Regions from separate parts of the Homo sapiens genome. Here region 1 is linked to region 2. A link is a loop called in an ENCODE intact Hi-C map of the cell type or tissue named here. Cell type or tissue: Calu3. All regions are shown on one strand. Links, peaks and the distances in the headings refer to the core of each region. The heading gives the core; the rest is flanking DNA. Region 1 has its middle 100 kb from the start of KCNQ5. Region 2 has its middle 42 kb from the start of KCNQ5.

What was found. Hi-C counts contacts between places; a loop is a spot of excess contacts. Peaks named below come from ENCODE experiments on the same cell type or tissue, not always from the same donor. Only the 100,000 strongest peaks of a DNase experiment are listed, where the experiment ranks them.
Region 1: a loop joins it to region 2, with 4 times the contacts of the local background. A loop is called at or near these places in 3 of 110 quality-filtered maps.

What each region holds. Positions count from the first base shown.
Region 1 is chr6:72,518,821-72,524,428 of GRCh38, reverse strand. It overlaps the pseudogene LOC100422453. Among named protein-coding and RNA genes, the nearest start is that of KCNQ5, 100 kb to the left of the region's middle. In Calu3, for the core only: no CTCF peak of the experiment used is centred there; a DNase peak (open chromatin) is centred at 1,438.
Region 2 is chr6:72,576,521-72,584,276 of GRCh38, reverse strand. No RefSeq gene overlaps it. Among named protein-coding and RNA genes, the nearest start is that of KCNQ5, 42 kb to the left of the region's middle. In Calu3, for the core only: a CTCF peak has its summit at 3,739 (motif pointing right); a DNase peak (open chromatin) is centred at 3,736.

The DNA of each region.
Region 1 (5,608 bases), core at 405-2,904, 58 kb after region 2:
AAGGTCTTCCTTTGTTAACTCGGGTAGGTGACTATGTCTCCTCGGAGACACTAAAGCTCAATGATGAAGAGAATGCATCTTCTGGGCTTTAGGGGTTTGACATCTGCTGTGCCAGCAGGAGCAGGTGGGTGGCAGCCACCTAAAAGCTCCCTGGGCTCTTTATCCTCTTAGGCGATGTGATGATTAATATCAGGTGTCAGCTTGACTGAATTGAGGGATGCCTAGACGGTTGGTGAAGTACTGTTTCTGGGTGTGTCTGTGAGGGTGTTGCCAGGGGAGACTGACATTTGAGTCAGCAGACTGGTAGAGGAAGATTCACCCTCAGTGTGGGTGGGTGCCATCCAATAGCTGCCAGGGCCACTAGAACAGAGCAGGCAAAAAAGAGAGGATAAGCAACTTGCTGAGACTTCTTGCTCTGTTTCCCTCTTTACGAGCGGGACTCTTGCTTCCTCTCTTCCTGCCCTTGGACATCAGACTCCAGGTTCTTTGGTCTTTGGACTCTGGGACTTCACCAGAGGCCTCCTGTAGGCTCTCGGGCCTTGGTCTCAGACTGAGGGCTGCACTGTCAGCTTTCCTAGTTTTGAGGCTTTTGGACTTGGACTGACCTGCGCTATAGGCTTCTCTCTTTCCCAGCTTGCAGATGGTCTATTGTGGGACTTTGCCTCGTGACTGTGTAAACCAGTTCTCCCCAGTAAACTATCTTATACATATACATATACATATACATATACATATACATATACATATACATATACATATATTTTATTGGTTCTGTCCCTCTGGAGAACCCAAATGCAGGTGAGAATTAGAAATGGTCATTGGACGGATTTCTTTTTGTGTCTGCATAAGATCTTAGATTTTGGGACATTTCAGGGAGTAGAGGCCATTAGCTTAGATTGGAAAGATACTGGGCTTCCTGCCGAATTCAGCAAGGAGGCAATTGAGTTGGTGTACATTTGCTTTGGAGCTATCAAAGAGGTGTGAAGATACTGGCTTCTTAATACTGCATACATTTCTTGTGCGAGAAGAAGGAGGATCGATTTAAAAATGCTAACTGATGACAACGGCCCTCTTTACTCTCCTCCACCAGATGGGATATGGAGAGAAGGAGTAACTATTTTTTTTTTTAAAGGCCCAAAGTTTATTAATTCTTCTCCCACCCCTCCCCATGCCCTTGCTGGGATGCTGGCAGGAGTCACTAGGCCTCTGAGCATCTCAGAAGCTGCCCTCGTGCTCCAGAAGGTCCTCATCTTCTTGCTCATGGAAAAGATACAGCAGTCATGGCTGGCGTCAATTACCTTCTAGTGTGTGCAGCCTCCCCTGGCAGTGCTGGCATCAGGCCCAGAAGTGTGAGAAACACTCCTTCTGGGCATTCAGGTGGGACACCTGCCTCTGATACAGTTTCAACTTCTGGGGCAAGCAGAACATGCACCCGGCCCTCTGGTGGCTGATCACTGCAGCCCTTGCCTCATTTGTGCTGGTTGGTGACGCTGGAGCTGGAGGTCGCCACCTTGCTTGTCAGAACCACATTGTAGCATTTGCATTCCCTACGCAGCAGCATGGCCTCAGGACAGCCCTCCCTCACCCAGGATGGGCTTCCAGATGTGCAGGACTGGCTTGGCAGCTATGGTCCCAAGAAGCACTTAAGTGCAGATCCTCATACTTCTGGCAGGCAGCCAGGCTTTTGGCAGAAATGGTGGTGATCACCTAGGGGACTTGGTGGCTCAGGGTGAGTGCACCCCCACGACATTGTTTTCTCATCTTCTCAGTCAGTTCCACTTGGGCCTGTTAGCTGTTGGTAGTAATGTTTGTTTTGTTTTTTTAAATTCATTATGAGATTTATTTATATTTCACCCGTCAAAAGCCAAAATATAACAAATTTCACTTTCCAGAAAGTTGTCTTATACATGAAGTGCATTCAATACAAGAAAATAAATCAAGTTTCTCTGACCACCGGTGAGATGGATAAGCTTTAATCAGTACCCTCAAATCAAAATTTTCTCAGATTTCTTCCCAAACATCCACAGAAATAGTCTCAACCCAGGAAGGTTTGAGATAACTTTTTCCAGAAACTACAATGAAAAAGACAACCTTAACGTCTGGGTTAGAAAAAGGTAATGTCCCAAACAGGCCCACTCTTCTGTAGGGAGAGGACAACAGCAGCAGTGTGCAGACTGCAGGCCCAAATCACTTTTGCCATTTGCAACCTCAGCTACTGACTGGAAGAATGTTCATATTCAGATTAAAGATGTTTCTAATTAAAAATGGAGCCTAATTCCATATTTCTTTTGATGCATATTCCTTTTGGTGAGTTGTAGATGGTGTTCTGTCTCAGTTCTTCCAGGTTCCAGGCTCTCTTTTTATCAGTATTTTATGCCCAAATATCCTTGGGAATAGATTATAGAGAGAATCTATTATGATCTGAAATAGATTATAGAGAGAATGTATTATAACTTATAATAGATTATAGAGAGAATAGAGAATGTTCCTGATGACTTAATTCTGGCCCCAACACCATTGTCTGTATTATTGTGCAATAATAACCTATCTTCAGGAGCCCCTGGATGACTAAATGCACCCCTTACCTCTGTTGCTGTTACCTCCACTGATAAAGACAGGTGATTCTGGGTTGAGTTTTATGGGTGGTCTAAAGGCATGCGTCTTCACAAGCACTGGGGTGAGTAGTGGTTTTATATTCAGAAACACTGACAAATTCCAGAGAAAGCCAAAAATCCAAAACCTAAGTAGTGAAATCATGGGTAACTTGAGGATGTCAGGAAGGGTAATCAGAGAATGGGAATCATATCTGCGGGGCAGCGTTAGCTGAGTTACTCTCCAACAGTTTGGACATATATCTATATACATGTGTTTGTGTGTGTGTGTGTGTGTGTGTGTTCACATGTGTGTGTGTTTATCAACTTAAGAAGTGTCTGGTGATACTGAGATGTTTGATTGTATATAAGAGAGCTAATTACAAGGTTTTTGTTTAAGGATGGGATCATAGACCAGTAAACGTTATAATGGGGATTCTGAAATGTTTGGATTTGTTGGTCTTTTCTCTAGGGTAGTTTAGCTTCTCCTGAGGATTGCTCTCTCTCCTGACTGAGGGATATAATATTGGCACACATCCTCTGGGGATCTGAGAAGCACGCAGGGGAAGGGGACTGGGCATGACATTTCATTTAACGAACTTGAGCATCCTCAGATTTTGGTATCTATGGGCGTCCTGAACTGAATCCCCAACAGACACTGACGGATGATTCTACTTATCTTGCCAATTATAAGATCATATTGTTGGATGCTTTTAATTTATTTTATTGTTCTCTAAAATATAATGTTATTTTAAAATAAGCAAATTAATTTTAAATAGCCAAGTATTTTTAAGAAATTTAAAATTCATAATTTGGCAGTCATATCCCTTTACAATTACCTTAATCTGATTATCATTTTTAAATGACTGATATTTAAGCATGATAGTTACTTGCCTGGACCCTCCTTTTCTGTGGACCTTGTAATGGAAAACAACCCAAAATGAATAGGAAGCCCGGCAAGCAATGGCAGTACAAATTCTCAGACGCGTTGCTGTGCTTGATATTTCTTGATCAAATTCTTTATTGTGGATAAATTAAACTAAACTAAAATATATAACATATACAACACTTCCATAAAAATAAATCTGTTTAATCTGATAGCACACATTAGGTTTTTGTCGTAATTTAATTTTTGAAGTACAATTAAGGATGTTTTCTGCCTGGTGCCATGGCTCACGCCTTATCTCAAGACTTTGGGAGGCTGAGGCGGGTGGATCACTTGAGATCAGGAGTTCGAGACCAGCCTGACCAACATGGTAAAACCCCCATCTTTAATAAAAATACAAAAAAATTAGCCTGGCATGGTGGCGCACGTCTGTAATCCCAGCTACTGAGGAGGCTGAGACATAAGAATCGCTTGAACCCAGGAGGCAGAGGTTGCAGTTAGCCGAGATCGCGCCACTGCACTCCAGCCTGGGTAACAGAGCAAGACTCTGTCTCAAAAAAAAAAAATTGTTTTATAGTGACTCCCATGTGCTACTTTGCTCTTGGATTGGTAAGGCAAATTTACTTCTCAAGAATTCTGCATACAGTTTTTGTTGTTGTTCACCTTTGAAATATAGAGAGATGTTGGATTCCCCAGCAAGTCAGCAAAACAAAAGAGTTCTAGGATAATGACAGCATGAGTGTTGGTGCTGAGAAATCCCTTCTTTGAGTTATCATGAAAAGAAATAAATAGTGAAAAATATGTTTCTGGTAGAAACTAAAGATACAAATCAATTATATTCTCAAATCTATCAGTACCTTCTTTCTCCATGCATTGGGAGCATTATGATGCAATAATGTAAAGCAATTGCCAGGGTGGATATCACAGTTATCCCCAACAATTCCTTTATTTATCTCAGGATGGAAAATGGAACCCTGAAATCCAGGTAATGGACCAATCACAGTTATTCACATGGATTTATTTCCCTTTCATCTGAGCTTAACTACATTTTAATGCAAAATATCATTAGATATAAAAAAGAACAAGTACCGATTCATGCATCCTGCAATATGAAATAAAATTTCCTCCCCAGTGACTGGTAGAACCTGAAGAAATAGTATATACCGGACTGGAATGGTAGTAGCTGACCCAGAGATAAATTTTTTGTATACAAGCAGTTGTTTGCTAAATGGACTGGCATGAAACATTCTACTCAAATGGGGTCAAATGAGACCAATTTTATTATCTTTCTTGGGAACCTAAAATGGGTAAGTAAAACATATGTCAAAAATTATTTTTTCCTGTTTCTTTTTACTTTTTAAATGGATTACTAGAAAATTCACAATGATACGTATCAACCCCCAAATGAAATCCTATTATATGTTAGTAGATAGTATTTATTATTTACTTATTATTTCGTAGAGAAAAGAAAGCTCATTCAATGATTGATTATTAAATAGTTTAATAATTAGTAATTACTCTCTAATAGATTTTTCAGTAAATAAGGCCAGTGTAGTCCCACTCTCACTATCTTGAACGTAAAATAATTAAATGTTTATATGAACAGCTATTTCAAGGGAGGATGTTCAAATGAACACAGAGAAAGATTTATGGCATCACAAAAATGGAGGTACCTGGTTGAACCTCAAGCTGGTGCTAACAGTCCTCCAAAATGTTATAGCATCCTGGAGCAGCAACTGCAAGAATAAAAACAGGGAAGCCACACCAAAAGAATCCAGGCAGATTAGAAGCAGAAAAGCAGAAGGCAGATTGTCAAGGTAGTCATAATTGCTGTATAATGTAGTCAATCCTTTGCATAGAGCCAAATGCACATGCAGAGATTAAAACTGTAATGTGCACCTAGAAATGAACAGCCTACCACACACAAAATAGAGAATATAGTCAGGACAAGCAAAGAGATTATCCTCTTAGCCACACTAAGTGTCATCACTAGTTTCTCAGTGAGGAAGATTTAGAGACAGATAGCTCAAACCAATATATATTCAAAAAAAGATTATTACATGTACATATATAGAACACATTGCATATAGTAATCCTTACAGTAGAGAGTTCAAATAGTCTGAAGGCATTA
Region 2 (7,756 bases), core at 2,265-4,764:
ATATTAATTATCTGCCAGATGAGAATGGTCTGTAGACAGGGTAAAAGAAAGGCATAATTCTCTGGAATGCAAAGAAAAACTAGCTCAAGAGATTGTTACAGAATAAGAGTTACCAGCAGACAGTTTAAGAGATAAAGACTGGGGCAGTCCTCTTTGGGCATTATACTTACATATTTTAGGTAATAAATCAGACTATTAAGGATTAAACTATATAATTATTGCCACAAAGCATGTCAACAAGCTTATTATAGCAAATGAGAAAATCTCGTTGAAATTACCAAGCTTCTTGCAAGTGAAGCCCCTTGCAAGTGATCCAAAGAACCGTACACCAGGTCAGGTGAGAATTGGAACAGCATCTGCTGAAAAATGGAGTAGCCACATTCTTCCTTGAATCTTAAGTATTAGAGTAAGGGGACAGATTAGAACCAGAATAGACACATGAGCTTGGTCATAACTGACAGCCATCCTAACACACACCAGGTCTTAGAATGATAAATGCTTTATCAGGAAAAGAAAAACTAACTAAGGAAGTAATAAAAGGGATATAGTTCTATCATCAGTATCAGTCTATGGAAGAGTTACAGTCCATGTGTCCAAATGGTGTTTGCTGGTTAAGGAGTCATAGAGTTGCATACTTGGATACTAGTTTCCTTATTCTTCAAAATAAGGTAATCACAAGCAGTCTTTTCTCTCCATTTAAATAGTACTTAGCTATCACATAAAAAATCTTATCCTCAATGATCAAGTTGGCTTCATCCCTGGGATGCAAAGCTGGTTCAACATATTCAAATGAATAAACGTAATCCAACACATAAACAGAATCAGTGACAAAAACCACATGATTATCTCAATAGATGCAGAAAAGGCCTTTGATAAAATTCAACACCGCTTCATGCTAAAAACTCTCAATAAACTAGGTATTGATGGAACGTATCTCAAAATAATAAGAGCTATTTATGACAAACCCACAGCCAATATCATACTGAATGGGCAAAAGCTGGAAGCATTCCCTTTGAAAACCGGCACAGGACAGGGATGCCCTCTCTCACCACTCCTATTTAATACAGTATTGGATGTTCTGACCAGGGAAATCAGGCAAGAGAAAAGAAATAAAGGGTATTCAAATAGGAAAAGAGGAAGTCAAATTGTCTCTGTTTGCAGATGACATGGTTGTATATTTAGAAAACCCCATCATCTCAGCACAAAACTCCTTAAGCAGATAAGCAACTTCAGCAAAATCTCAGGATACAAAATCAATGTGCAAAAAGCACAGGCATTCCTATACACCAATAACAGACAAATGGAGAGCCAAATCATGAGTGAAATCCCATTCACAATTGCTACAAAGAGAATAAAATACCTAGGAATACAACTTACAAGGGATGTGAAGGACCTCTTCAAGCAGAACTACAAACCACTGCCCAAGGAAATAAGAGAAGACACAAACAAATGGAAAAACATTCCATGCTCATGGATAGGAAGAATCAATATCGTGAAAATGGCCATACTGCCCAAAGTAATTTATAGATTCAATGCTATCCCCATCAAGCTACCATTGATGTTCTTCACAGAATTAGAAAAAACTACTTTAAATTTCATGTGGAACCAAAAAAGAGCCCATATAGCTAAGACAGTCCTAAGTGAAAAGAGCAAATCTGGAGGCCTCATGCTACCTGACTTCAAATTATATTACAAGGCTACAGTAACCAAAACAGCATGGTACTGGTACTAAAACAGATACATAGACCAGAACAGAGGCCTCAGAAATAACACCACATGTATACAACCATCTGAACTTTGACAAACCTGACAAAAACAAGAAATGGGGAAAGGATTCCCTATTTAATAAATGGTGTTGGGAAAACTGGCTAGCCATATGCAGAAAACTGAAACTGGATCCCCTCCTTATATCTTACACAAAAATTAACTCAAGATGGATTAAAGACTTAAATGTGAAACCTAAAACCATAAAAATCCTAGAAGAAAACCTAGGCAATACCATTCAAGACATAGGCATGGGCAAAGACTTCATGACTAAAACACCAAAAGCAATGGCAACAAAAGGCAAAATTGACAAATGGGATCCAATTAAACTAGAGAGCTCCTGCACAGCAAAAGAAACTATCATCAGAGTGAACAGGCAAGCTACAGAATGGGAGAAAATGTTTGCAATCTATCCATCTGACAAAGGGCTATATCCAGAGTCTATAAATAACTTAAACAAATTTACAAGGAAAAAACAAACCCATAAAAAAGTGGACGGAGGATATAAACAGACACTTCTCAAAAGAAGACATTTATGCAGCCAACAAACATATGAAGACAAGCTCATCATCACTGGTCATTAGAAAAATGTGAATCCAAACCAAATGAGATAACATCTCATGCCAGTTAGAATGGCTATCATTAAAAAGTCAGGAAACAACAGATGCTGGAGAGAATGTGGAGAAATAGGAATACTTATACACTGTTGGTGGGGATGTAAATTAGTTCAACCATTGTGGAAGACAGTGTGGTGATTCCTCAAGGATCTAAAACCAGAAATACCATTTGACCCAGCAATCCCATTACTGGGTATATACCCAAAGGATTATAAATCATTCTATTATAAAGACACATGCACACGTATGTTTACTGCGTCACTGTTCACAATAGCAGAGACTTGGATCCAACCCAAATGCCCATCAATGATAGACTGGGTAAAGAAAATGTGGCACATATACAACATGGAATACTATGCAGCCATAAAAAGGAATGAGTTCACGTCCTTTGCAGGAACGTGGATGAAGCTGGAAACCATCATTCTCAGCAAACTAACACAAGAACAGAAAGCCAAACACTGCATGTTCTTACTCATAAGTAGGAGTTGAACAATGAGAACACATGGACACAGGGAGGGGAACATCACACACCGGGGCCTATCGGTTGGTGGGGGGCTAGGGGAGGGGTAACATTAGGAGAAATACCTAATGTAGATGACGGGTTGATGGGTGCAGCAAACCACCATGGCACGTGTATACCTATGTAACAAACCTGCACATTCTGCACTTGTACCCCAGAACTTAAAGTATAATACAAAAGAAAGAAAGAGAGAGAGAGAGAGGAAGGAAGGAAGAAAGGAAGGAAGGAAGGATGGAAGGAGGGAAGGAAGGAAGGAAGGAAGGAAGGAGGGAAGAAAGGAAATAGTAGTTAGCTATCAAAATGTATCTTTGGAAATACTCTTCAGGATAATGGTTCATCTGGTTTTTAGTTGTTTTATATCTGTCCTATTTATTTACTAGCTTTTTTAAATCAAAAAGAAGCCCTTTAATTAAAAAAGCAATATGAATGTCTCCCGATAGACTTTATTAGTGGCATTATATTATTTTTGCTGCTTCCAAATGCAATAGATTTATAGTTTGTTTAAGGAGCAAGCTGAAAGATAATAATAGCTTGACTGTAGAAGAGCTATAGCTAATGCTAAATTACGTATCAGATGAAATTATTACACATAGACATTTTATACAGGAAATGGAATACATTAAAGATATAATTTTAGTGTAAGAATTACAAAACTAATTGTTATTAACTATTTCTAAGATAGTTTCCAAAGTGTTTTTTATGTCAGAATGCTTTAATAGTGTGTTTTCTTTCCACACATGGACTGCCATTTGATAAATATGATGTCAGCTCTTTCTATTTCGTAAGCTCCTATTAACTAGAGTAGTTCCCCCTACAGTAGCCGGAAGCATGCAGCAGATGGCACTAAGAACATTTAGCAAAGCAGCCAAGAAGAGGTCTTCCTTAATTGCTCCACAAGGTCAGAAAATTGTCTGAAAAATGAGATACACTAACGGAATCCGGCCCTCCCAAGATAAGTTACACAATGGAATTTGTAAGTTCCACACCCTCTACTTTCCACTCGGGAGAAGAATTTACAATATTCAAAATAAACATATAGATAATGTCATGTTGAGCTTCTTTCAGGAATTAGGACTGTAATACTTCCCAAAATGGGAGCTATCACAGCTATTGTTTTTTATTTTTAATTTAGAGCACTCCATTATTTTAACTTTGGAAGTACAAGGTACAATGTGCTTAAATTTGTATTTTAAGAAAAGGAATGGTTCATACAAAAGATAGCAAAGCAAATAACTGATTGTTTTCACGGTGTGACACATATGCTTTCAACCTGTTATGTCCTTCTTTGTATTTCTACCAAAGTGGTGCAATAGCAAGTTTGTCACAGTTATGTTCTCACTTTCTATCTTGTGGTTTTCTTTAGCAAACTGGTATTTGTTGCAGGATTGGATTGTTTAATTATTATATCTCTAAATACCTAATAATATATGACTAAACCACAGAAAAAGACTGAACTAACCTAATGTATGCAACGGAAAAGAAAAACCAAGCAAATTTATAAGTCAGTGTTCTGCCTTCAAAAATAATTTCTGTAATTTCATTTGCATCCACACTGCAAATTTACATCATTTTTTTTGTCTATAGGTAACTTTTATATAAACTTTTGTTTGCATCAACAGCACATATTTGTATCAAAACCATAAGGTGCAATGAGTATTGAAGTGTATTTCTTATACAATGGGAAAACAACTTTTATAGTTCTTCTCTTTCAGTAACTGAAACTTTACTTAAAGAAAATCAATTCATTAGAGGATAGGAATCAACAAAACCTGAGAAATTTTGGTAAGCCTGCATCATGCAACAATCTTCTGTCTCTATGAATGATCCGTGGTCACAGTGCTCTTTGTTGTTTCACATGGCCTCCCTGTACTGTCATACATACATTCTAAAACTAACAGTTATAGAATCTTGTGTTTTTGCTGTCATTATTTGAACATTTTACAAATACATTCTATATACAACACAAAAGAAAATAAATATAACTCCTGCTTTAAAGTAGAGATATTAAAGAGTTCTTGTCCAACTTTTTAAGATGAGAAATATTCCCTCCAGGATGATTGTATAGAGACAGGAAGGAATCATTAGAGATCGTGAGAGATCCATCTATCAAATTAAAACAAAAATGAAATACTGAGCTGTGAATTTAATACACATTATTTCTTGAAGAATTCGCATCTTCAAGGACAGATTTTAATAATTTCTGCTAATTCTAACATGCTCCACATGCATGAGTACATCAGGAGACCACCAGCTTTTCAAAAATACACTATGTACTATTTCCAGCAGTGTTTCTTAGAAGAGAAGAAATAACACTATGGCGTAGCAAACTTCACTGTTACATTACTGTCAATATTTACCAGGATGAAAGAAAGATGCTGTCGGTTAACTTAGGATTTGTCAATAGAATATCTTTTTTTATTATGAAAGGGCTTAATCATATAGTGAAGAGTTTTCCAAGTCCTGTTCTATAGAACATTGTTGTGTCTCACGATGTTAATAGGTGTCCTATTAGCAATAACTTATCAACACCTTTCTTTTTAAATGCATTTTCCAAAAATGCACCAACAATGTAAAAATGAAGAGTTTAAAATATTTTCATATTTGTTTTTGTTATTGTGCTAAAATCTGACTTTAAGAAAAATCCCCAAGAGTTTTCTTAGAAAGGAAAATTCCTAAGGAAGTAAAAAGAGAAAGCACTAACGTGTGCCATTTAATCAGTGTGCTAAGGCATAAGCAGCATTTATTAATACCTGGGTGCTGGATGAGAGACACAGACCATCCGCTCATGTTGCATCGTCTGGTTTTATACCTTGAGCACACAATAGTGATATTTTTAATGTTTAAGATATATCAAACATTCATTCACAGATTAGTGAATTTCTGTTAGGGCTCTGTCAATACATAATAATTTTAAAATTGTTTTGACATCAAATACATTTCACATGTGTAAATCTGGAAAGCAATTTTAAATAACAAAGTCTGCAAACTAGAAAAAGAGAAACATGAATTAAAATTTTTTCGTATCTTATAAGTAGTAGGTATGTATGTGTATGTATACTAATGCCATTCTTTTCTTTTCCTTTTTCTTTCTTTTTTTTGAGATGGAGTCTTGCTCTGTTGCCCAGGCTGAAATGCAGTGTTTTGATCTTGGCTCACTGCAACCTCCACCTCCCTGGTTCAAGCAACTCCCCTGCCTCAGCCTCCTGAATAGCTGGAATTAAAGGCGTGTGCCACCATGGCCCGACTAATTTTTGTATTTTTAGTAGAGATGGGGTTTCACCATGTTGGCCAGGCTGGTCTCAAACTCCTGACCTCAAGTGATCTGCCCACCTTGGCTTTCTAAAATGCTGGGATTACAGGCATGAGCCACTGGGCCCAATCCATTAAAGCCATTATTTTCAATTTTGCTGCAGTTGATTTGCTAACATGTCCAATTCTTAAGTACTAGTCTACAGAGAAAATCAGGCATTACTTAAAAGATGTTCTAAAGTTAATATTTTTTTTTTTTGTAGAGCAGTTTTAGGTTAACAGAAAAATAAGTGGAAAGTACAGAAAATTCCTTTATACTTCTTGTCACCACAACATGCACAGCCTCTCCCACTGTCAACATTCCACATTACAGTGGTACATTTGGTACAGTTGATCAACCTACATTGACACACCATTATCACCCAGAGTCCATAGTATATATTAGCATTTGCCCTTGGTGTTGTACATTCCATGGGTTTGGACAAATATATAATGTATCCACTGTTTTAGTATTATATAGAGTAGTTTTGATGCAGGGCAGGCAAGCCCCAAAGTGGACTTAGCCTGTGAGGATTCTTGGCTTCACCAAGGAAATAATTCAAGGGCAGTCAATGGTAGGGTAGAAGAAAACAGCTTTACTGAAGCAGCAATGTTACAGCTTCGGCAATGTTACAGCTCTTTGAGGGCTCCTATGGAGCAGGACTACCTCATAGGCTGAGTATGGTGGCTCAGGGCAGTTTTGCAGTCATATTTACACTTACTTTTAATTACATGTAGATTAAGGGATGGTCTATGCAGAAACTTCTAAGAAAGAGGTAACTTTTGGGTCATTGGGTCATTGCCATGGAAAGGAGCGGTTACTCCTGGGTGTTGCCATAGCACACTGGTAAGTGTGCCTTATGGAAAACTGCTTCCACCCCATCCCTGCTTTAGCTAGTCCTCAATTTTGTCTGGTGTCTGAGCCCCACCTCCAGATTTGAGTGTCACCTCTTACCTCAGCTTTACTGCCCTAAAAATCCTCTTGTGCTCTGCCTATTCATTCCTCCCTCCTGCCTAACCCCTGGAAACCACTAATCTTTTCATTGTCCCCATAATTTTGCCTTTTTCAGGCTATCATATAGTTGGGATCTTCATTATGTAGCCCTTTTAGCTTCTTTCACTTAGTAATATGCATTTAGGTTTCATCATGTATTTCATGGTTTGATAACTCATTTATTTTTAGCACTGAATAATATTCCATTGTTTGGATGTAGCAGTTTATCATTCACTGGCTGAAGTAAATCTTGATTGCTTTCAAGTTTTGGCAATTATGACTATAGCTTCTATAAATATCCACGTGCATGTTTTTGTGTGGACATACGTTTTTAGTTCATTTCTGCAAAGGTGAAGGATATTATGGTAAGAGTATGTTTAGTTTTATAAGATGCTGCCAAACTATCTTCCAAAGTACCATTTTGCATTTCTACCAGCAATGAGTGAGAATTCCTGTTGCTCCACATACTCACCAGTATTTGGTATTATTAATGTTTAGGATTTTGGCCATTCTAATAAGTGTTAGCTACCACACGGCTGTTTTGATTTGCAATTCCCTAATTACATATTATGT